Regions from separate parts of the Homo sapiens genome. Here regions 1 and 3 are each linked to region 2. The links are chromatin loops, found by intact Hi-C in ENCODE. Cell type or tissue: chondrocyte. All regions are shown on one strand.

Region 1 (8,000 bases), 340 kb after region 2:
TGTATGACAAATATCTCTTAAATCAATATGGACTAGTTAGAGGCTTTAACTTGACTCTAATAAATATTTCATTCTGTTTTAACCATATATGATGAATAGGATAGCTGTGTCTCAAATATAAATTTTATATCAAATTTTTAATGAATCAAGTCAAATGATATGGTAGATTTAATAAAAAGATAGAAATAATGGTATTCATTTGGTCTTCAGTTTTCCAAACATTTTGAAATTTTCCAAATTTTAAAAGGAATTTGACATTTAGTAAAGGTAAACCTCTTTAATGAAAGATTTCTAAATGTTTGTGTAGTTGATTGGTTTGTGAAATTGAGATTCTCTTAAGATAAACTTAAGACATTGCATATTGAAATAGCATTCTGAATGTCAAAGGATATTATAAAGATAGATTTCTAGATATTTAAATGATGAATTCTAGATATTTTTCTGCCTTGCATAGACGCAGAGGTAGCTTTTAACCATCTGGAAATGTTACATAACACACTGTGGTCAGTGACATTTTTTTCATTCTTTTTCCTTTTTCTTTTCTTTCTTTTTTTCTTTTCTTTTTTTTTTGTTTTGTTTTGTTTTGTTTTGTTTTTGACTCCTAGGTTTCTTTTCTTTTTTACCTTTCCACTGTCATATGCCATGGGTCCTGAACATAGCTCATTGCTTGACCGGAATAATGTCTCTTGCCAGCTTATAATCAAAGGGACTACTGAGAAAAACAGCTGAGCTGTATTAGGCAACCACAGTCTGGGCTGCATTTCTTAACTGCTGAATAACATATCACAGGTGCAGGATTAGTGCTGCCTACGGTGCTGGGCTTTTTAGTGGAAACCCCTAGCAATTCTGTGCCTCCTCCTCATGTCTCTCATCCTAGGGAGCCTGGCAACCATATATCAAGCGTACAGAAATCAAAAGTGAGTAGTGGGAGAAGCTTTATATCTCACAGAGACTGTTTTTTTTTTCCCTCCAAAAAATGTAAGCAAGATGAGTAAAGCCAATTCTGGCACAATAAAAGCTGTTAGAACTTAGCCTTTTTTGGCATAGATGGTGAAATAGACTAATTCAAGGGGATCAAAAATTTTGTCTAAAAAAATTACATGGCAAGAAAATACCATGTAGCCGAACTCTTCTGGTAGTGTATAATTTAGCTTACTTTTAAATTAATGATGTTCTTATATGTATTATTTTAACTTTTGTGTTATGTGTGAGTGCGTGTTTGCCCCTACACATTTTCAACACTGTCAAGGTTAAAATCAAGTGTTGTGGTTGTATAAAGGTCTTGTGGTTAAATTTTTTATAGTTTTTGATGTTGTGAATTCTTTTACTATTAATGTATCAACTATACACTTCTAAATTCATAGGTTATAAAGGTCTAGGTTTCTTTCTTGCAAGTATGAGTTTTAAAAAATGCAAAATGATTCTTTAAAGTATAAATGTAATGATTTAGATGTTAGATCAAATGAATGTTTCAAAAATATAGTTGCTAAGATATTTATTTTTTACCAGGAAGGATATAAATTGTTTTGGCATGATAAAGTGTACATTTGGAGAAGTGAGGGCAAGTATATTTTAGTAATTCATATCATTTTTGGTAGCTATCTTAGAAAATTTTTCTGTGACGCACAACAGATAAGTGTAAAAGCACATGGGTGGCACTGCAGATTTTAAACAGTTTTCTTTGGTTTACAGTTTGTTCTCTTAAAACTATGATGGCTTTCTAATGTTTACATTGCATTCTTATTCATTTTATTCCTGGTGATCATTATTCCATATTGTTTCACCAGAGATAGACCTTTAAACTCATTGGTGATGATAATAGTTGATAATAGTGTTTAGCTTGAAATATATATACTATATTTTATACCTCAAATATTTAAATATTTGAACTAGCAATATATTTGAATATTTTAAAGTCAGTAATAGCTAAGGTTACCTTTAACAGTTTTCCTATTAGAGGGTATGGTAAGGATTAGGAGCAGAGAGGTTCTAAATGTTTTCCAGGTTTTTTCTTTGGGGAAAAAGAATAGCACAAACACGGTGATTTGGTTTCTGGTTTGTCTGACTTCATTGTCACTTCCCTTTACATATATGCATCTATAAAATAGTTTTATACACTAGGCTGTCTTGGGAGTGCTTTGCAAAGCTGCAGAGTAATTTTTGGTGTGGAGGCAAGTTGAACATCTACTTTGATTAGCTTCGGAACTCTGTGAAGCAGAGCATTCATAGAAACTGCTGAATAAAACCATAGCTCCTGGCTTGGAAATCTGCCAAGTTCTAGTTGACTCTGACATTATTGTCAAAGAGACCACGGTTCAGTTTCTTTTCTAACAATGTGGAGCTGAATTGACACATTAAATATTTTAAAATACAAAGTCATTTTTAATTTTTAATCATTCTATCGGCTGAGATTATGCTATTTTGTGACAGTGGCTTCAGTTTGATGTTGCATATTTTTAAATCATGGTTACTTGCTTGTCAAGTTAATTTTGTTCTTATATTGTTGCTTTTATTAAAAATACTTATAAACAAGTTGTGTTTTAGAGATTTTTCAAAGGTTTTTAATTTATATAAACATTTTGATTGAGTTTCTCTAAATTCAAAAGCAGAGTAAAACCTAAGGGAAAGGCTAGCTATTGTTTTAAATTTAAAGAGTGTAATTATGATGTCCAAAGAATTTTTATTACTATCATAATTACTATTCCTGCTGAGGTTTATAATTCTATGTCTGCTGAGGTTTATAATTCTATGTCAATTACCTGGAAAACAAATGAATATAAATGTTTGTGTTGTCTGTTGACTTGTATGTCATATTTACTCTTCTTATGATTTTTTTATGTCATAGTCTGGTGTTGTCTGTTGACTTGTATGTCATATTTACTCTTCTTATGTTTTTTTATGTCATAGTCTGGTATCACATAAAATGTTTGAGTGATTGAAGCTTTTATAGGTCTCTTGGCAGGGTTTTTCTGATGTGAAAATGTTGAAAACATGATTATCCATCATAACCCGGGTGATGTGTAATGTCGATGTGTGAGTATGGTGAAAAGAGAAACAATGTCAGTGAATAGAAACACTCACAAATATTTTATGAAGCCCTGGTTTCTAGAAAGAGCCAGCAGTTATATTTAAAATTAGTGTGTCTCTTAACCTACTCATTAGTGTTGACCATGAGTGGCTGAAATTAAAAACTGGCAATATCCCTGGTTTTGGTGGTTATGGTTTCCATAAAAGATACTGGTTGATTACTGCCACACACAAAGTAATCTTCCCTCTTATGCACTCCTGTCTAGGACTTAATTTGGCAATTATGTGGCATTGTGACATCTCTTTTATTGTTTTCCTATATGTATTTCGGCTTTCCATATGTAGTTGATTTGTCTCACAGTGTTCCACGTGTAGCTGATTTGTCTTACAAGCAAGATTGTTATTTTATTGAGGACACCGTCAAGTACTCTGGGTCATTGTGTTATGTAAATGGATTTAATGATTATTTGCTAAATGAATCAATGTACCAAGAGATGAAAGAAAATAAGAATATTTTAGTCATCCTTGAACAAACTTTCAGTATGTTTCTTAAGCTGAAAACCTTATATTTTTATAGACTCTTTGCTCACCGTGATTAATCTAGAAAGGAAGGAAAAGTAAAAGGCAGTAAAATGAAGCAAAAGAAAGAGGAATTGAGGAAGAGGAGAGCCAGGAAGGGGAAAAGATAATAGGGGAGAAAAGGAAAGGAAGACAAATAGAAACGGGAGATAAAGGAGTAGGGAAAAGGAAGAGAAAACTGAATAATAGTAAGAGTCAGCAGCACATAAAACAACAATTTATTATTATTGACAATTACTATGTGCAAAGAACCATAGTTGATGCTTTATGTGGATTTCTCCTCCACCCCACTGCAACCAGTGAGTACTGCTACTCTCCACGTCTTCTATAAGGAAGTTAGTTAAGTCACTTGCTAAGCCATTTAAGTAGCTGAGCTCGAGTTTGAACCCATTTGTCTATTTTACCCTACATCGTCATCAAGTCTAGCTCCACTGCTCAGTGACCATACCTGATATTGCTTTGTCATCTGACATTTCACTCCTGCATAGCATGTCCAGAAATTTAGCACCAACATCTTCCCTTATCTTTTATCTGATTTCTGTCTGTTGAAGGAGAAAGATTCCTGTGTAGGTAACATCACAGTTAATATTAGAAAATCTGTTCTTTCCCTACATATGATTTTGCTCTGGTATTTTTTAATAAAAATTGTATTTATATTTTGTTACTTTCCAGAAAAGTTTAGGCATATGTCCCAACTTTTTATTAATTATTTAGTGTATATATATATAATTTTTTTTTCCTAAATTTTTTGCTGCAAAGAGCATAGAAAATGATTTATTTGAAAGTACTTTAGTATAAGGAAAAATGGTTAGGTGATGAAAATGAAACTCAGGCCTTTAGAGTTGAAAAATTTAGACAGTGAATTGAGTTAAATGATTCAAGGTTTAAGTGTTGAAAATAAAAATTAGCGATTAAACTATCTGATGTCACAAAGTTATTTTAAAAATTAATATTGTTTTAAAGCTCTAATCAGAGTTTTATTCCTGTGTGAAATAGACTCTTAAAAAAACTGTGAGTATTTAAACTAGTTTTGGTTAAGAAAGAAAATGGGCATTGATTTGCATTATTTGTTATCATAACGGTACAAATAGCTGTAGGATGGGTCATTCCCAAAGTTGTTGCTAGCCAGTTCAGTACTTTAAAATTTTTCTTCCACTAACCTCTTTACCCTGGACATTTAAAGTGCAAACTTGTGTAATATGAATTTCAATTTCTCTTCTTGCCCCTGCCTGCCCTCTGGTGTAGAAGGTGAAGAACAGTGATGAGAATCAACATTTGGTTAAGTTTTGTGATATTCAAAGAGTTTAAAAATGAAAAAGATAAAGGAAGATAGATTATTAGTAGACCTTGTATGACACAAAATGATTATATGTCACTTTTTAATGAATTTTAAAGTCTCATATCCATTTCTAAGTGCATTACATATTGAATTTAATATTACTTGAATTTTCTCTACTGTTCATACAGATTTTTCTCTCTGCATTTAAATGTGGCAGTGGATTTTGATACCCTTTTGACTATGACATAAAACAGTCCTTTATATCACAAATTAAAAATTTTTTATTTATGATATTTTTGAACTCATAAGAATATTACTAAAACTAAATACAGTTAAAACACACTTTAGGATGTAATGGATTAATTTTGAAGATAAAATTTAATTTTTGTAACATTGTACTCTTGATATGTAATAGTATGAAATTTTTTTTACATTTTACTTTTGTTCTGCATTTTGTTTTTTCTGCAAAAATCACGTATATGAGTATATAATAATATAAAATAATATAGAAATATTTTTAAAATAAGGAACTGATTAAGTTATATACATTAAAGAAGTTATTTTACAGTGTTTATATGAGGCTTCCAGCTCATTATTGTCCACTGTTTTCAATTAAATACTTTAAAGAAATTATAACTCTACCTTATTTCCTACTACAAGAGATTCCATAGAAAACATGTACATAGCTAAAAACATGTATATAACTGCAATATATTTTCCAGAAAAGATATTCAGGATATTCAAGAAAAATAACTTCCTTTTTAGTCCTTGTAATTGAATGGAAGTCACAATATTGCATTCTGATAGTTAGGTAATTTCATGAAATTTGATTGATTTGCCTGAAAAATCTGTAAATCTATTTCTAAAGAAATATTCTTAATATTCTATTTTTGTATTATTCCTTATAAGAATCATAAGGAATATAATTTAGTCGTGATTCAGTAACACACAAACATCCTGTGAAAATAATTCTATTGTTTATTTGCACGCCAAAAATCCAACGATCCTCTGAAAAATGAGAACCAATTTTAGAGTGGCTTCCAAAAGCCTTACTTTTTATTATCATGATAATTTAGTTAGTAAACTAAACTATATATATAACTATATAATTATATAGAGGCATATATAACTATATATAGTTATATATAACTATATATAGTTATATATAACTATGTATAGTTATATATAACTATATATCTATATATAGAATATATAAATATAAATATATTTATATTTATATATAAATATATAGGTATATAAATATATAACTATAGTTATATATATATTTAATTTAAACATATATATTCAATTAAATTTAAATATATATTAAATCAAATTAAATATATGTAACTAAAGTTATATAACTTTATTATATATAGTTATATAGTTTAATATATAGTATATGATATAAATTGTATATTATATATAGTTTATATAATATAGTTATATACATAACTGTATATAGTTATATATTTACATATAGTTATATATATTTACATATAGTTATATATAAAACTATAATTTATATATTAATTTATATATAACTAATATATATGTAACTATACGTCACAAGCTAAGTGAACCACACATGTGTAGTGTCTGGATTTACACTGTTTTAAAGATCAGTTATTAGAGAAAGAGGGAAGAAGAGAGAAGAGAGGGGAGGGAGGGACAAAGGAATAAAAGAAAAAAATGGCAAAATGGAATGGGCTCTTAACGAGTGACTTATTTGATATAGTATTTATTCCTGAGAAATTTCCTGAAAGGGTAATTTTTCTCTGTTTTTTTCTTTATATTTTCTGTCAGGTTTATTCATGATTCTGTTTTTAAATATTTATTGAAAGCCTATAATTATTTAAAATGCATTTGGGAAGAAATAATCAATTTTGTTGACATTTGCTTTACAATTAACTAGAAACTATTCACTATTTGACTTTCTTTCTTTCTTTCTTTTTTTTGTTGAGACAGAGTCTCGATCTGTCGCCAGGCTGGAGTGCAGTGGTGTGATCTCAGCTCACTGCAACCTCCACCTCCTGGGTTCAAGTGATTCTCCTGCCTCAGCCTCCCAAGTAGCTGGGACTACAGGCATGTGCCACCATGCCCAGCTAATTTTTGTATTTTTAGTAGAGACAGGGTCTCACCATGTTGGCCAGGATGGTCTCCATCTCTTGACCTCATGATCCGACCTCCTCAACCTCCTAAAGTGCTGGGATTACAAGTGTAAGCCACCGCGCCCAGCCTGACTTTCTTTGGTGAAAAACTTTTTTGTAGATTTTACTCTATTGATTTAGTAAACAGAATGTACTAAATTACATTTAATTTTTTTAATGGTTAGATACCTTCCAGTTGTTTTCAAGGGTTATCATTTTTTATAAAACTAAAACAAAATCAAGTAAAATGAGGATTTCATTAATAAATATTTATATGAGTCAACTAAATGTATCTTTTATCTCTTTTGATGGCTGCCTAGTATATTAGGATACTAATATAATAAAATGTGAGAAAGTACATTCTTATATGTTATTTTAATCAGATATCTGATATTTGGGATATATCTTCATTATTGCTAATCCACTGGATGTTTGTTAGTCATCTTGATGTTTACATTTATTATGAATACATGTCATTTGTCTTTTCTTCTATTTATTATTTCAGCATCATAATTACCAGGCAAATTCATATTTTCATAAAATGATTATTTCTATATATGCATGTAATTACCTTTTTAATGTCATAGCTGATATGTTCTGTCTTGTTTATGATCCAGAATGCCTGACTTGTGTCTGTGAGGCTGGATTTTGTACAACTTCAGTATGACTTGATATTAAAGTGATCCTTGTATAAATACCTTTGCATAATTATAAAGTTAGATAAAACAGTGCAGTTTCTCATTGGCCCTTTTCTCAAATGTGGAGTACACATGAAGATCTTTTTTTTTGTGGCTTTTATTTTTACTTATTTATTTATTTTTATTATACTTTAAGTTTTAGGGTACATGTGCATCTTACCATCTTTCTTTTTCATGGTTTTCTTAGCGTTTAAGGTGAGTCTCCCCAGGTTCATTCTGCTGCTGCTTCTCTTCCGCCTTGCCTTATATCTGTTAACTTACACATTA
Region 2 (8,000 bases):
CCATACCTGAAAAGAGGCAGACTTTTATTCCACAATTAGAGAGAAATAGTTTAAAAGCACATGTTCTAGAATGTTACTTAGCATTGTATGCCTTGATTTATGACAATATATTAATGGTGGTCAAATCCTTTACCTTCAGTTTTGAGAGAAGAGGGGGGTGGAAAAGGAAAGTGGTAGGAGTGAGGATATCCATGAAGAGGAAGGAGAAGGGGAGGCTGACAGCATAGAAGCAAGCTGTGTCCCCAGGTCTGTCCTATTTCTCTACTTATAAATTCCCCAAATAGTTCAATTCCAGTGGGCCTGGGCAAATGTCTTTCTTAATGGGAAATATGCCTGCAAGTGTTTGAGAGTCCTATATACACTGCCCTGGTTTCCTTATGTAGAAGCAGAGGGGAAAAAAATCTTGCTTTTGCTAAAATTTGTCATGCACCCAATGAAGCCCCTCCTTTCTATTCTTCTCCCCCCAGTGGTCTCTATTTACTTATTTATTTATTTAGATATGGTGTGGGCATGTGGGGGTCTCACTATGTTGCTCAGGCTGGTCTTGAACTCAAGGGATCCTCCCACCTCTGCCTCTGAGTATCTGTGACTACATGCATATGCCACCACATCTGGCTCCTATGGCCTTTAAAGGCACCAAAATCCAAGGCTACAGTTAGCAATATAGGAAGTGTCTTTTGAGTCTGCTGTCTTGGTAGTTACACCATTGTCTTGGTTCAAGTATTCCTTCTTTCAATGACAGACCCTTAATTAGTTTTGTGCTTTCATTTCTCCCTCTCCAGGTACCTCTAAATGATCTCCTGAAAATCCCAGTCCACCATTTGACTCCGTGGCTTACAAATCTCCAGTGCTTCTCCATTACCTAATAAGGAAAAAATCAATTTCATTAGTATGTTTGAGAAGGTTATTTCTGAACCCTGCTTAGCCTAAGAGAGTCATCTGCTGCACCTTCTCCTCATCACTTGGATAGCAGCACTGAGATACCAGCTGTTCTCTAAACACGCCATGCTTTTTCATAGGGTTCTCCTTGCTTAGGATGTTTATTCTCTTTCTAGCCCCGCTTTGATCTCTAAAGATCCTTCAGGACCCTTATGAAATGTGACTACTCTAGGAAGGTTTTCCTGAGATTTCTAGGCAGAATAGTTCATTTTTCTATGCTCCAAAAATTGTGTGTTCATGCATTAATGCACTTCTCATAGAAAGTTCTATATATTTTTTAAGTATCTTGTTTCTTCTGTATTATGAGTTTCAAGAAGGAATGGACAGAGTTTGCCTCTCAAATACCAGGACTTGGTTTGTCATAGGCACTCAAAAATGTTGATTTTTGAATAGCTTCTTTCCAAGGCTCCCCATTCCTGCTTACAGAAATGTTACCATCTAAGGCCCACCTCAAACACAGTTTCCCCTGTACCCCATTTTCTCCCACCTGGAGTGCTTTTTTTTTTTCATCCCAAAGACCTACAGGAATTTCCTTTGTTCTCTGATTTGGAATTTTAAAAAATATATTTAAACAAGGTATTTAAAAAAATCTGTCTCCTTGTCTGCAAGTTGATTGAAGTGGAATCTGTGTCTTCTCTATCCAGAGATGCCTGTATTCCCTGAATCAGTATCTTATACCCAGCAGATTCTCTGAAGGATATTTGCTGAATGGAGGAGTTAAGCCAAGGAAAGATAATCCTTAGTGCAACTTCTGAAAAGATACAGGTGACAATACCACTAGCTCCAAAACATTCTGCATAATGTCTGCTTTATTTCACTGCAGTTTATGAGTGCTCCAATTCTAAGGGAGATTATACAGCTGTCAAATACAAATTATCAGTAATTCACACAGTAGAAAGGATAGATTCAATCAGGTTTCTTTCCTCTTTAAACTTGCTTAATGTTGATGAGATATTGACAATGATCAACACATTACATTTTTAGTTCTATGGATTTCCAGTAAATTCTCTAAGCTTTTCTATGTATACAATCATAAGCTCTGTAATGAATTATAATTTGGTATCTTATTTTCAATATTTAAAACTCATATTTCTAAACTCACATTTCATTTTCGATAATTTATTATTTTTAGTTAATTACATAATAGCTCATAATTCCTTGCTTTGTCTTTTATTTTAATGGTGTAGAAGTTATAATTTCCGTGTCTTCAAGCCCCCTTCTCCCCACAAAACACTTAGTTAATATGAGGATGGAGATGATGAAAAATTGGATTGAGGACCAGGTAGAAGGTAATTTAGGTAGTCATATGCTTTATTGTTTTGAAAGAAAGGAGGTGGAAAAGGGAAGGGGTGGGAGTGAGGGTATCAGAGAAGAATTGGGATGAGAGTAAAATGAATGGATTTTATCTTGGAATTCTTGGGGCAAGAGGATGAGTACTGGTACTGGGGACTGGAACAGTGGTTGAATAAGGAAGGTCAGATGATGTCAATGACTAATTTCACTTGTTTTGGAAATTTTCTTTCAGATACCTTTCTTCTTCCAGTTTGGCATTAGAAATCACAATGCAGATATATCATGGGGCAAAAAGACCTTTGTGGAGACTCTAACATTGCTTTTATAGAAAAAACATGACCACATCTTCATACACTCAATAAACACTGGGGGCACCGCCTGCTTTAAGTGCAAGCTGCATAAAATAAATTGATACACAAATGAATTTTTTATTGATAAGTGCAAAAAGATTACATTTAATGTTTAAAAAAGATTTAATAGAAACAATTTAAGAAAAGGGAGTAGTTGAAAGAAAATAGTAGGCTAAGAATTGAATATAGAAATAGATATGAAGAAAATTGGAAGAAAGTTACTTCAGGGTGAAAAACTGTTAAAAAAAAAAATGACTTAGATCACACACTTGGTGGTGACCAGAGACTGTTTGTCAATATTTTGGAGGAAAAAAATTTTACAGAAGGAGAAAATAAGTAATGCTGGAGAGTGGGAAGCTGAAAGGTATTGAAAGGAAAAGAGTATTTGGAAGTCACGAGATATCTCCCTGGGAAATAGAGTTGGCAAAATGGCTGATTTTAAAGAGGTTAACTATTCTCCCCAAATTTCTGACTGTGAACTAGCTTACTTTATATTTACCCACTTAGAAAGTGTTTCAACACTTAAAGACTTAGCAAGGAGACCACAAAGTATAAGACGTTACATACTTTTCCAAAAGAAACACGACTAACTGTAAACTGTCATCAAATACAAATGGAATGGGTTTTCTCTTTTGGGTTTTATTTTTTTATTTTTAATTTTTTGGTGGTTGTTTTCGTTTAACGGTTTCAAAAAATATGTAGAAGGGAAATATTTCATTTCCCTTGGACGCTCAACTGTATATATTTCAAGATTCTTAAAACCCCCACCTCAAACTGCAGGCTTAATTTTAATGTGTTCATTTTTTACAAGGTGTGTCAACGTTTTATCAATTTCTGAAAAGTGTCTATGGCCCCGAAAAGTTGAAATCCACGACATTATATCATCTCTGCGAGCCCTTTCCAGCTCTCAAGGTACAATAATTCCACGAATCTTTGTTCTTCAAACCAGGAGGTTTTCTGGAAACCTTCTTAAACAACCAGGACAGGACCCATGAGGGAAATCTTGGGGATGCTCTGAGCAGCGGACGGGGCTTGGGAAGCGCACCCCTGTACCCGGGCTGCCTCCGGCCCGCACCCCGCCGCTCCCCAAGTCGGCTCCGCACTCCGCACACAGGCGGCGGCGCTGGGGCCGCTCCAAGTGCGTTGAGAAGTGTAATCCCTCCGCTAAGTACTTGGCTCTCAGTCTCCAATCACTAGTGGGAGCTGGAGAGGGCAAGTGAAAAAAAAAAATTCCAGAGGCAGCCGAGGAGCGAGAGGGAAAAAAAAAAAAAAAAAAAAAAAAAGTCCCGCGGTGGCGGCGGCGGCGGCGGCGGAGCGGCCGCGGCGGCCAGAAGTTGACGGCGCAGCCGGGCGCGGGGCGCGGAGTCGGCGGGGCCTCGCGGGACGCCGGGCAGTGCGGAGACCGCGGCGCTGAGGACGCGGGAGCCGGGAGCGCAGCCGCGGGTAAGGCGCGCGCGGCGGGGCCCCGTCCCCTGCGGGTGGCCGAGTTCCCGAGCGCGCGGGAGGCGGCCGAGCCGGCGAGAGCCGGGCAGAGCGAGGGGCGGCGCGGGACGGGTAGCGGCTGGGTGCGGAGCTGGGCGGCGGTCGCCCTAGGCAGGACGGAGCGCGCGAGGGAGAGGGCGAGAGCGAGGGCGGGCTGCGCGGCCGTGGGGCGGTGGCGGCGGCGGGGAGGGGGTCAGGCGGTGGCCGCCTCGGCTTTGTGCGCGGGCGGCTCTGCCGGGACCCCGAGGCCTCGTGCCTGCGCAGGCGAGGAGTCGGGGCAGCGGCGGCGGCGGGCGGGACACGTGCTTCGGGCTGTAGGGACGCCCCAAGGCAGGGAGTCGGACCTGCGAGCGGAGGGATGGGGCGGGAGGGCGAGCTGAGGGCAGTCGCGGAATCCGGGAAATGGGAGGGAGCCCGGCGGGGCGGGGGCCCAGGGCCAGCCCAGGCGGGACCCGCAGGCACCCACCTGCCCCGGACGCCTCCCGAGACCCAGCCTTGCCGTGGGGGAAAGTGCGCAGCGGGCTGGTCCCGGCGCCTTGGACTGGGCTCCGTCTCTGCTTCAGTTGCCTGTCTCTTCTCCTCTCTCTCCTGCTTCTCTCTCTCTATGCCTCTCTCTCAAGTTCTGGGTCTTTCATTCTCTCCCTTTTCTTCCTTTCTCCCTTCCTCTCCTTATTGCTATCCTTTGCCTCTCCCCCCGGTCTCTCTTTCCTTCCGTGCGTCTGTCTCCCTCTCCCCACCGCCTGCTCTGGCTCTCCCAGTGTGTCCCTCCTCTGTCCCTTCATCCTCTTCCCTCTGTCACTTTCGCACAATCTTTTGGTCTCTCTCTCTCTCTCAAGAGGCTTTCGCTCCCGGTCTTCCTGGCTCCCCTGTCTCTTGCTCTCTGCGCCCATCTCTCTGCTCGTCCCTCTTTCTGTCCAGGCTCCGTGTTTCCGCCTGTGTTTGGCGGTGTTGGAGAAGAGCCTCTGGAAGTTGTCCGCTGTGGTGCGGGTCTTACTTCTTTAGAGCTGCACCCCTCCAGCTGGGTCCTGCTGTTTGTTCTGAATGGAAACGCTGCAGTTCCCTTGAGTTATTAGAAACTGCTCTTTTCTTAGCCACCTTTCCAGCAAGGTGAGGTCAGTGACTACGAGCGGCCACAAAGGTGCCAGTGAAAGACAACGGAGGAAGAGAGCCGTTTCACTACCTCCAACAGATAAAGAAAATGTGTTAATACCAAACTTACCTGCAGCAAAGCAGAGCCACCTGAGAAAAGGTTCTTGAGTTCTGCAAAGAAACATAAAAGGCTCCACTGGAAATGAGAGGGTTCAGCTAAAAAGTGTTTGCAAATAATTTGAAAAAGCACTTAATGGAAATCTCTTGCTGTGCTAAATTGATGCCAACGAATCTCTGTTTTCTTACATATATTTTTAGGATTCCAGTGACAACTCTCCTAATTATTGTTTTGGGCAAGTTATGGGAAATGTCCTGTGTCAACTGGGATGTTAGTATTTAAGAAAATATTCAGTCTTTGTACTTTATACCCCTTTACACTCTAGTGATCAAGAAGAATTATTTCTAGCTGTAAAGAAAATAGTAAAGGATTCGTCAGTAATTTTAAAACATGAGACATGCCGGTGATCAATAATGTTTTTGGAAAACTTTCATTATAAGGATGTTTTGAAGGATGTTACATCTTAGTGAAATATGTAAGTTATTACACACTTAGATCATTGTGCAATGCAAAAAAGTTTGTGTTATAAGCAGATCATAGTAGTGATGTCTTTTTATGGGAAACATAGCTGGGAAATTAATTGCTCTGATTTTCACTGTTTTCTTTAGTCATGCATAATGTACCTTTGTGTTTAGCAAAATATGGCCTAGAGCTACAAAACTTGATACAGTGTGTTATTTGTCCAATCTGAATTACCATTTAGAAAACCACCTTTTCCTTTTAGTTACATGATATAAGTTGATATGATCTCATTACTCATGTGCTAGGGGCCGCTGATGAATTTTAATGGCACTGATTTGTGTTTTTAAATCAAAATGTTAGTTTTTGGTGAGTTAAAATCTTGATTTATGTCATGTTAGTGAATCATCACTATTTATAGGGGCTTTGCCACCTTGTCTGCCAGGTGCTGCCCAGCATTTAGTCTAGGCTAGGTTGTCTGAAATTCCCTGTTAGATTATTGTCCCTGAGTGACGTGCTGCCACGGCCTGCTTATGTATGTTTCTCTAAATGTTCCAGTCGTTAAATAATATTTATTAAAAGGAAATTGACTTAAATTTTTCCTCATAAGCTTTGGGAACTGTGTGAGATGGCCTGATAAAGTATTTTTATTACAGTAAATGCTGATTTATTATTATTTGTTTAAAAGTATAAGGCAGTTTAAAATGTGCTTATCTTTTGCCACATATAGCACCTCCTCCAGCTCTTTCTGAGCACTCAAATCGTATTTATCATCCAAATCTAAAGTCAGTTGTCACCTACTCCAACCTAGCAGAGCCTTCCTGATTTTCAGAAGCCCCCTCACCACTGCCTCTGCCTCTCAGGCTTCTGAGTGCCCCTCTTTCGGTGTCCACCTCTGTGCTGTATGGTTACTTGCTTGGCGCTTCCTTGTTGGACTGTTATCTCATTGAGGTGAGATAGTGTCCCTTGTTTCTTTTTCTCTGAATTTCAGATGCCCAGCACAGTACCTGGTATGTGATAGATACTCAAGAAATCCTTGTAGGACGATTGGTTCTTTTCCAAATTACCTCTAACTTGTGATACTGATTCTTTGTGGATGCAGTAGCTCAAGGAAAATACTTAAGAATAGTGTAATAGCAGATCATAGACTTAGGATTGAAAGAGTCTTAGCATGTCATCACACACATTAATAATATTAAAGATGAAGAGGATGAGGCCCAGAGAGTTTGAAAAACCATGCTCAGAAATAGAAAGTGAGGCTAGGATGGCTATGGAATTGAGACTTTACTTTTTTCACGGTGCCACAATTCTTTTCACTGGACTCATGTTTGACTTCTTTCACTAGAAGTGGGTAAATATGTCTATAATTAGAAGCTGTAAGTTTTACTCTAAACTCTGAAGATTTCTTTTCATGTCATCCAATAAAAGCCGTGCATGAAATGTATCACTTTGCAATAACTGATAATCATTTCTGATGCATGTAAGCATGGAGGTAACACCGATCTTTAAGAACCTTGACTCCTAAATTATTTCTATGTGGTAGGCATTGTTCTGGGTGATAACTGTGTTGGGCAGAATTACTATTTCTTACCTGCAAAGAAGATTTAAGCTCTCTGGACTTACATTTTCCGCTGTATAATTCTGTGTGTGTGTGTGTGTGTGTGTGTGTGTGTGTGTGTGTGTGTGTGTTGAAGGGGGTTAGGGAGAAGAAAAAGGAAGTTTGGACCAGATTAGTGGTTCTTTTTGAAGTTTTCTTCAGAGACTACCAGTTTAACTCCCAGAACAACTGCAAATTCATCTGTTTTACATATCAGACTTCCTGGTAAGCTTTTGTTTTAAAAAAGGCTAACACAGCTTTAAAAAAACTTGAAGACCACTTTACTTGTTGTCCTCCAGTCCCTCTTCCAGTTCTTGAATTTCATAATCAAGATCATTTTTAGCTTTTAAATATGGGTATTCAGAGGATGGTTGGTGAAAGTATTAAAGACAGAAGGAAAAACTGATTTTGCCTTAGAGATACTATTAATAATTTCAGGTTTCCATATGCTGAATTTTATATGATGGCAGAAACTGAAGTAGAATTGTTGAGATATGTATAGGCAGGCCAGAATTCAGGGAAAGGAGGGGTTGCGGCTAGAAAGGTAGATTAAAAAGTCGCTTATATGACTTAATAACTTAAATTGAGTGAAAATAAAACTTTTTAGGCATAGAGTACAGAGAGAAGCCAAGATTTAGGAGTAGACAAAAAGGACATTTTGTTATGTTATTTC
Region 3 (8,000 bases), 370 kb after region 2:
TTGATCTGGGCATGCAGTGTGAAATAAGCGCATCACGGGGCTGTGCATTAACCCTTTGAGCACATTATTGTTTAGTAAGATAGTATCCTTGTTCTTAGGAAGTACCCTCTGAAGTATTTATAAGTGGATAGTGGCATTATGTCTAAAACTTTAAATGATCCAAAAATAATACAGACACACAAATAAGTAAACAAATAAAAAATTTGAATGCAAATGTATGTATGCATATTATACATAAATATTGAGAGAGAGAGGCATTGAGAAGGCAAGATAATTATTTTTAAAATGATGAAATGTTAACAATGAGAAATCTAGGTGAAGGGCACATTGGAATTCTTTTTTCTTATTTTTTTTCTGTAAGGGTGAAATTATTTCAAAATAATTAAAATCTTTGTTCACATTGATGGTAAAATAGAAATTACTGTTACCTTTTAAAAAGAATATTTGACAATATGTATGAAAAGACTTAAAATATATATCTTATGAACTAACACACCTACTTCTGGGAATCTTATTAAGGAAATAATCATTAGCATGTGCAAAGATGTATGTGTAAGAGTGTTTATTACAGAATTGTGTATAACAAAGAAGCCTTATGGCAGAATCTTTAGAATCTCCTGAATGTATGACAGAAGATTCACTTTCTAATTAGGATGATTTTATGTATAATACAGTTTAGTCTTTAAAAGTCAGGTTGTAGCTGGGCACAGTGGTTCACGCCTGTAATCCCAGCACTTTGGGAGACCGAGGATCGCTTGAGGCCAGGAGTTTGAGACCAGCCGGGCCAACGTGGCAAAAAGCCATCTCTGCTAAGCATACAAAAATAAGTGGGGCGTGGTGGCTCGTACCTGTGATCTCAACTACTCAGGGTGCTGAGGCACAGAATCGCTTGAACCCAGAAGGCAGAGGTTGCAGTAAGCTGAGATTGTGCCACTGCACTCCAGCCTCGGCCACAGAGGAAGATCCTGTATCAAAAAAAAAAAAAAGTCATGTTGCAATAATAAATAATTTCAAATAGGTGGGAGGACACTGAATGTTCCCAACACAAAGAAATGATAAGTGTTTGAGATGATGGATATGCTGTCTGATCACTGTTCATTATGTATGTATTAAAATATTATAATTATGTGTCAATATAAAAATCCTGTTGCAGAAAAAAATATTTGTTGTTCTGGAAAATGTTCACAGTATTATAAATGAGAACAACCTAGTTATAAATCAGTATATATTATATTTTGCTTATGAACATTTTTATTGAAATGATACTGTTAGCAGTAATTTTTCCTGAGTGTTGAAGAGGTAGTGATTTTATTTTATTTTGGTTAGTTGATCCTTTTCAGTTTTTCTTCATGTAACATATAATACTTCTGAGTAAAAAAAGTTACATTGAGTGGAAGAACATTCCCAGCCAAAATATTTAGGTGGCCATATAGTTAAAGGTATATAGTACAGTTGGAAAACGTCTTGTCCATAGCATCCAAAGTCATAAATTACAATACTACCTTTTAAAATTAAATGACAGTAATCACTCTCTCAAAGGTAAATGGTGCCTTTAATAAGAATGGTACTAATGGTATTACTATATAAGTGCACCTGGTTTTAAGTCAGTTTCCTCAAAATATGTCCCAGAAATCACCCGTGTAAAATTTACCTGGGATGATTATTAAAAATAAAGTACTTTGAATGGAAATCTTTGGGGTTAAAGTCAGTGAATATACATTGTATAAAGTTAAGTCATTTATATAAAATTTGAGGAATCTGATTTGTCAAGAACTAGAGTTAAAATGAGTAGTGTTTAATAATTTGTTGTATAAAAGTATCATACATTCTTTGGCTGGAACATATACATTCTTTTAAAATATGATTCAGTTTAAGAAAAAGTATGGATTTTGAACACATTTTTGTTTAAAACAACGCACAACCATATATTCTCTATTTGGCAACATTTGAGGGGTCCACTTCCTTTTTATCCACTATAAGATGACTTTATATACAACGAGTTATGTTTTATGTCCCATGAATTATATAGATGCTTTTTTATTCAAATTCATGGTATAGAGTACTCCAGAGACCACATGAGAAGAGCCTATGAACCCATGAGCTGCGTCTGTAATAAAGATGAACTACCTGTTTCTATTGTGGGTGCACAGACCCACTTAGCTTTGTTGATGTTCTTTCTGTAGTTTTATCCTGTGTCGAGCCTGTTCCTTCCAGACAGGAAGAAATGTGTGCTCTTGATTAAGTGCCTAGGTGAAGGATGATTCACGCTAGTCAAACTTATTTAATTTTGAGTATATATGGGTTTTTAAAAAATTAATTGGTATGTGAAAAGGATCTTTCACATTTTGTGCGTGATACTTAGCAAGTACCTTTAGGAAAGAGTTACTTTCTTATTTTTAAGTAAAAATATTCTCTTGATTATGGCTCTTTTTCTTTTTAATTTCAGATTTTGTTGATGGACCTATACACCACAGGGCTTTACTTATATCTGTGACTGTCTGTAGTTTGCTCTTGGTCCTTATCATATTATTTTGTTACTTCCGGTAAGTTTCTAACATGTAGATGCAAAATTTTTAATTTATAGTGTCTTCTTTTTACTAATATTCTGCTTTTGCCTGTTAGTGTTTCTCACCACAGCTTTATTTATCTTAATTAGATCTTATAGTTAACTGAAAATGTCTGTTACTGTTGATAAATATTTGTCCTAATGAAGTTACAAATAGATACCTATCTCATTTCTGCTTCAGACTTCAAAACTACCCATATAAATATTTTATCCCTAGGGAAACTAGGGTAGTTAGAGACTTCAGAGACTGGTTGTTACTTAGGTTTGATTCCAAGCAGAGAAATGGCCATGTTGAACTTAAGAGTTGCTCAAATTCCTTATTTTCTAAGCTATAACGTTTCTGATTATTAAAAGATTTTAAACATAATTTATAGATTAATCATTAAAATAAGGTCCTTTATTATATTAAATTCGGTAATTCCTATTTTTTTAATGGCCTATGAACTTATGTTCTAGATTGTGAAATATTAAGGACCTTGATATTTATGTCATTTGCCTTTTGATTAATTTATTACTCATTTGAGATACTCTGCAAATGGTCAGATTAATTGATTCAAATAAATTCATTTCTAATTGAAAACTTAAGTATTGACAAAAAGTTTTTAAAGATTAAATTTATATTATTTCTTTAGATATGACCTTATATAAGAGAGTTAGCTATAATGATTTTTGTACACCCAAAATTTACATCTTTAATTAATTAGGGACCTTAGAAAAGATTTTAAGGAATAATATTGGAGCTATTTAGAAACACTAGTAGAATGTAGTCTGCTTGGATATGTGCAATTTGAAATAAATAAAAGAAGAAAAATTGTAGATGCTTGAGACTGAGTAAAAATATGTAGTTTATTTAGTTTATTTTAAAAAATAGGTTAGCCAAACAGTAATGAGTTTTACTTGGGAAACCATAACTAAGAGTAAAAAATATGAAGCATTTAATGTATTATATTTAGGTGCTAAAATAAAACTGCTGTGATTACCATTTTAGTTGCAATATTTTACTCCATCATTGCATTTCATTATCTAAAATTATCTTCATCTATCCATCTTTAGGTATAAAAGACAAGAAACCAGACCTCGATACAGCATTGGGTTAGAACAGGATGAAACTTACATTCCTCCTGGAGAATCCCTGAGAGACTTAATTGAGCAGTCTCAGAGCTCAGGAAGTGGATCAGGCCTCCCTCTGCTGGTATGAGAAGAACACATCTTGAATTTAAAGGAAATGTTTTCTGAAAGAACTGTCAATGAATATGGGGTTTCACTTACTGAAATAGGGCACTGGACAAGGAGAAAGCTCTATGCAGTCTGTTGGACATCCGATCTCAGCTGCAGGGCTTCCTGATAACATTTTGACATATTGAGAGTAAGGTGATTGTTTTTTAATGTAGGTGTATGGTTACAATCCAGACCCTCAGACATTCTGATGAAGAGCAGATTAGAAAACATTAAACACGGGACCATCTTCCCTGTGTTTTCCATAAGGATAGCATTACCGCACTTTGGCCTGGCTTTTGAAGGCTAAAGTATTACAACCAACTGGCTTCTCAGTATTTCTACAAAGAAAGAGGGTTGCTTTTCAGCTGTGGGGTTTATGTTTCAGGGTAAAGTTCTGGCTTTTCCATTCAGGAGAAGCTTCATTTTCTGATGGTCAGCACTGCCAACCTTGAAGAGAATATATGAGCAAATACAATTTGAAAATCAATAGTATTACACTTATTTTTTTCTAAAAGAGATGTACAAATAGTAAAATCCCTTTTGGTATTAATGAATTAGATGCTCTTGGAATTTAAACTGAGTTCTTCCAGTGTTTCTTGCCTTCAAACTCATCTTTCCCATTACTGTGGAGTTCTTTCTCCAAAACCATTGATCTTGCACTGTTATGTCCTGGGTAAAATATCCTAATACCCAATACTGCTTGCAGGTCTTCTTTCCCAGCTTGGTATGTGTGGCACATAAACTCAACCTGCCTTCCTGACGTCTCCTCCCACCTCTTCCCAGTATGCTGCCTGGGCTCTAGCATCACCTTTGAGTAATTGTTTCTCAAATACAACATATATCCACGTCATTGCAAATGTAATCTCTTTACTGGACATCACTCCAACTCATGGCTCAAGGCCTACCTCATGTTTTACCTCTGTGACAACTTCTCAGTTACCCCAGACTAAGCCAGTCTATTTATCTTCTGTGATAACATTTTATTTTTAGCACTAATAATGGCCATTTAAAATAATGTTATAATTAGTGGTAATGTTCTTGTGTCTTTTGGTGGAGTCTGTCCTCTTTGGGGTAGAGGTTACATTTTGCTCACTTTCTATCCCCAGTAGAGTGGCTGATTTATTATAGGCGCTGTTCAATAATTTGTTTTTAAAAAGCTTTCAGCTCCTACTTTTAATAGCTATAAAAATACTGTCTTGTTTCTATAATCCAGATACCAAAAAATAATATTTGGCTCACATCATATAATGATTAAAAGCATATATTCTCAAGCCAAATTGTCTGGGTTCCAATCCTGGCCAGACATTGGCCTTTAAAACTAAATCAAATTCTCATTTAGTCCTCATAGCAACCCTATAAGGTAGTACCAGAAATATCAGTATAACCCTGTATTACACATCAGGGGATACAGGCCCAGATAGGTCAGCTAGCTAGTACGTGGAGAAGCCAGGATTCAAACCCAGATGATCTGTGCTCTTAACATTAGTGAGATGTGAACTAAATGTTGGTTAAATAAAACAAGAAAGTGCATTTGATGGCGGTAGGATGGGAAGGAGGGTTCTATAAAACTCAGTTCAATAAAGAAAAAGTCTCTATTACAGATTTATTTTCTGGTTTTAAGATTTGGTTATTAAGATAAACAATGCAGAGGTATACAGTTCTCTCTCCATATATTGATATGTGAGTGAATACCTCATCTTAACATTGATTTGTTATTAATTTTAATAACATAATGGGCAAATTAGTGCCTTATATATAACCACATACTTGGACCTTGTGTTTAACAAATGACTTTATACGTGCCCTTTAATTTTGCATCTTTTCTTTTTCATAAAATGTCAATTTTTTCCTACTTTAAAAGGAAATAATATCGTAGGGCTGTTGTAAGAATTAAGACTGTGTGTGTGTGTGTGTGTGTGTGTGTTCTGTGTATGTCTTCTCACAGTCCTGGAATAGTGATAATTCTTTATAACTCCTTATACATTCAGTTATTCTCAGAGTACATGAAATATAGTGATCTTTTTGAAAGTACAGTTATAGTCATTGTATCTTACAGGCATTTTATTTATACAATCAATCTAAAAAGTTGGTATCTAAGAATGTAATATAGAATTAAAGTTTAGGTACAGAAGGACCAGAAACATTTGCTAAATCAAATAAAAACTAAAATAAATCAGTTAAAAAATTTTGAAGTTATATTTTTAGGTCCTTACATGTTATAATAGCTTACTTTCTGTCTTTGGGATAAGTTGTTCCTATTCTATCAAGTATCGCCAATTCTGTCAAAACTTATAATTAAATTATAAAATGTATTATCGTTAGAAAAAAAAGCAGATGCAAAACTGCTTATGTTAGGAAATTCTCCATAGACTTACATGAGCAATGCTTTGTAAGATCTGTAAATTAAATATTTTTCTTTAATAAATGTGGGAAGTTTCCTCTCAAATGAGTGATTTCCCTGTGTATGAATTTGGCTCCCAACTGGTGCCCATGTTGCTCCTGTTTCCTTGTTTGGAAATGGAGTACAGTGGACTCAACATGATGTCTCATGGCGCACAGGGCTCCTAAAGAGAGGACGGCTGCATTACACATAAACTTGCTTGCTTATTTCCATCAAGCTTCAGTGGCTTCATGGTACATCAGCAGTTCTTTTTTAATAAATTACGAAATTTATAATCTTCATTATAAATAATATATAATATATAATGTCCCCCCAAAATGTTCATGCCCTAATCCCCAGGATTTTTTTTTTTTTAAGACAAGGTCTTACTCTGTCACTTAGGCTGGAGTGTTGTGGTGCGATCTTGTCTCATTACAGCCTTGACCTCCCAGGCTCAAGCGATCCTCCCACCTCAGCCTCCCAAGTAGCTTGTCACTACGGGTGTGTGCTACCACACCTGGCTAATTTTCATATTATTTGTAGAGCTGAGTTTTTGCCATGTTGCCCAGGCTGGTCTTGAACTCCTGGACTCAAGGGATCCTCCCTCCACAGCCTCCCAAAGTGCTGGGATTACAGGCATGAGCCACCGTGCCCAGACCTAATCCCTAGAATTTTATGTTCTATGACAAAGGTGAGCAAAGGTTGCTGACGATAAGATGAGATCATTCTGGATTATCTGGGGTGGCCCAATGTAATTGCATGGCTCTTAAAAGTACAAAAAGAAAAACTTTAAGTTTTTAATTGGTGTAAAGTATATCTCTACAAAGAATACGTTCCAGTTTGCTGATCAGGTGTTATAAGAGTTATACGCTAGATTCCTTATGTCCTCTAAATTATATAAATTGTAATAGATGCTTAGCCCTTTCAATCTTGGAACCATTGATATCAGAGTTCTTCAAATATTTTACTGTAAGTACAGATGTGATGAAGATCATATATAAAGAGACATTTAAATTTAATGCCACTTAACTCATATTTTCATTCTCTTTGTCTGTACTCCACTCTTTATAATATTGTTCAGAGCTCTCTTAGAGCTTGGTAAATAATATTATCTCCAACTTGTTACTTTCTCTTATTAACTTTTCTCTCTAATATGCTGGTTTGTCTACCTGTTTTGCATTTTTTATTGTGACAATTAACTGTCTCATTACAAAAATGTAATTTCCATTAATCTTTTCTTGCTTATTTTTTATTCAATTTTCATTTCATTTAGAGTTACTTGGCATTCTGTATCTCAGAATTCCAGTATGTAATCTGAAGAGGTTAAATCTACTTGGGTTGTTTCTGTTGACTCTCATTTATAGTGACTGTTTCTTTGTTCTAAAGAATTCATTCTCTATAATCTTCTCTCATTCTCTTTCTTTCTTCTCTCCCTCCATTTTTTTTTGTTCTCCTTTTTCCTCCCCATTCTTGGATATTTCCTTTATTTCCCTGTGAGCCCAGGAGTGCATTACAGTTTATTTCTTATGTTATACCCATGATCAAGTTGTATGGTGGCAAGAGTTCCTTCAAAGTACTATTATCCCGCCATAGTCACGGCATGAAAAGTATTCTGCAAATGGTTTCCTCAAGAGAGAGCATTTGTAATGAGGAGCCTTGGCATGCTACCAACCCATAGCAAATTTAGTACCATTTGATGCTCTCTGCTTAATGCTGAAGCCCTAGGTTCAGTTCCTCTGGTTTTAAAGGAGTCAGAGTTTAAACTCTGGATTCCAGTTCTGGTATTGTTCTTTGCCCAGACGGCAGCTTGGTTTATCGTTCCCTGGTCTGGTCTCA

The links. Peaks named below come from ENCODE experiments on the same cell type or tissue, not always from the same donor. Only the 100,000 strongest peaks of a DNase experiment are listed, where the experiment ranks them.
Region 1: it touches region 2 in a loop (6-fold over the local background); 19 of 110 quality-filtered maps call a loop at or near these places.
Region 3: a loop joins it to region 2, with 2.5 times the contacts of the local background. A loop is called at or near these places in 7 of 110 quality-filtered maps.

What each region holds. Positions count from the first base shown.
Region 1 is chr4:95,090,711-95,098,710 of GRCh38, forward strand. The region is part of intron 3 of BMPR1B (bone morphogenetic protein receptor type 1B); the gene reads left to right. Among named protein-coding and RNA genes, the nearest start is that of BMPR1B, 340 kb to the left of the region's middle. In chondrocyte, CTCF peaks have their summits at 4,860 (motif pointing left) and 5,063; no DNase peak of the experiment used is centred here.
Region 2 is chr4:94,754,044-94,762,043 of GRCh38, forward strand. It overlaps BMPR1B (bone morphogenetic protein receptor type 1B), which reads left to right and starts at 3,912. Exons shown (of 13, transcript NM_001203.3): 1 at 3,912-4,025. BMPR1B-DT (BMPR1B divergent transcript) reads right to left here and starts at 3,490. Exons shown (of 3, transcript NR_121610.1): 1 at 3,351-3,490; 2 at 787-862. In chondrocyte, CTCF peaks have their summits at 2,631 and 3,721; a DNase peak (open chromatin) is centred at 4,238.
Region 3 is chr4:95,121,364-95,129,363 of GRCh38, forward strand. BMPR1B (bone morphogenetic protein receptor type 1B) reads left to right here. Exons shown (of 13, transcript NM_001203.3): 7 at 2,447-2,543; 8 at 3,620-3,758. Among named protein-coding and RNA genes, the nearest start is that of BMPR1B, 370 kb to the left of the region's middle. In chondrocyte, CTCF peaks have their summits at 3,745 (motif pointing left) and 3,959; no DNase peak of the experiment used is centred here.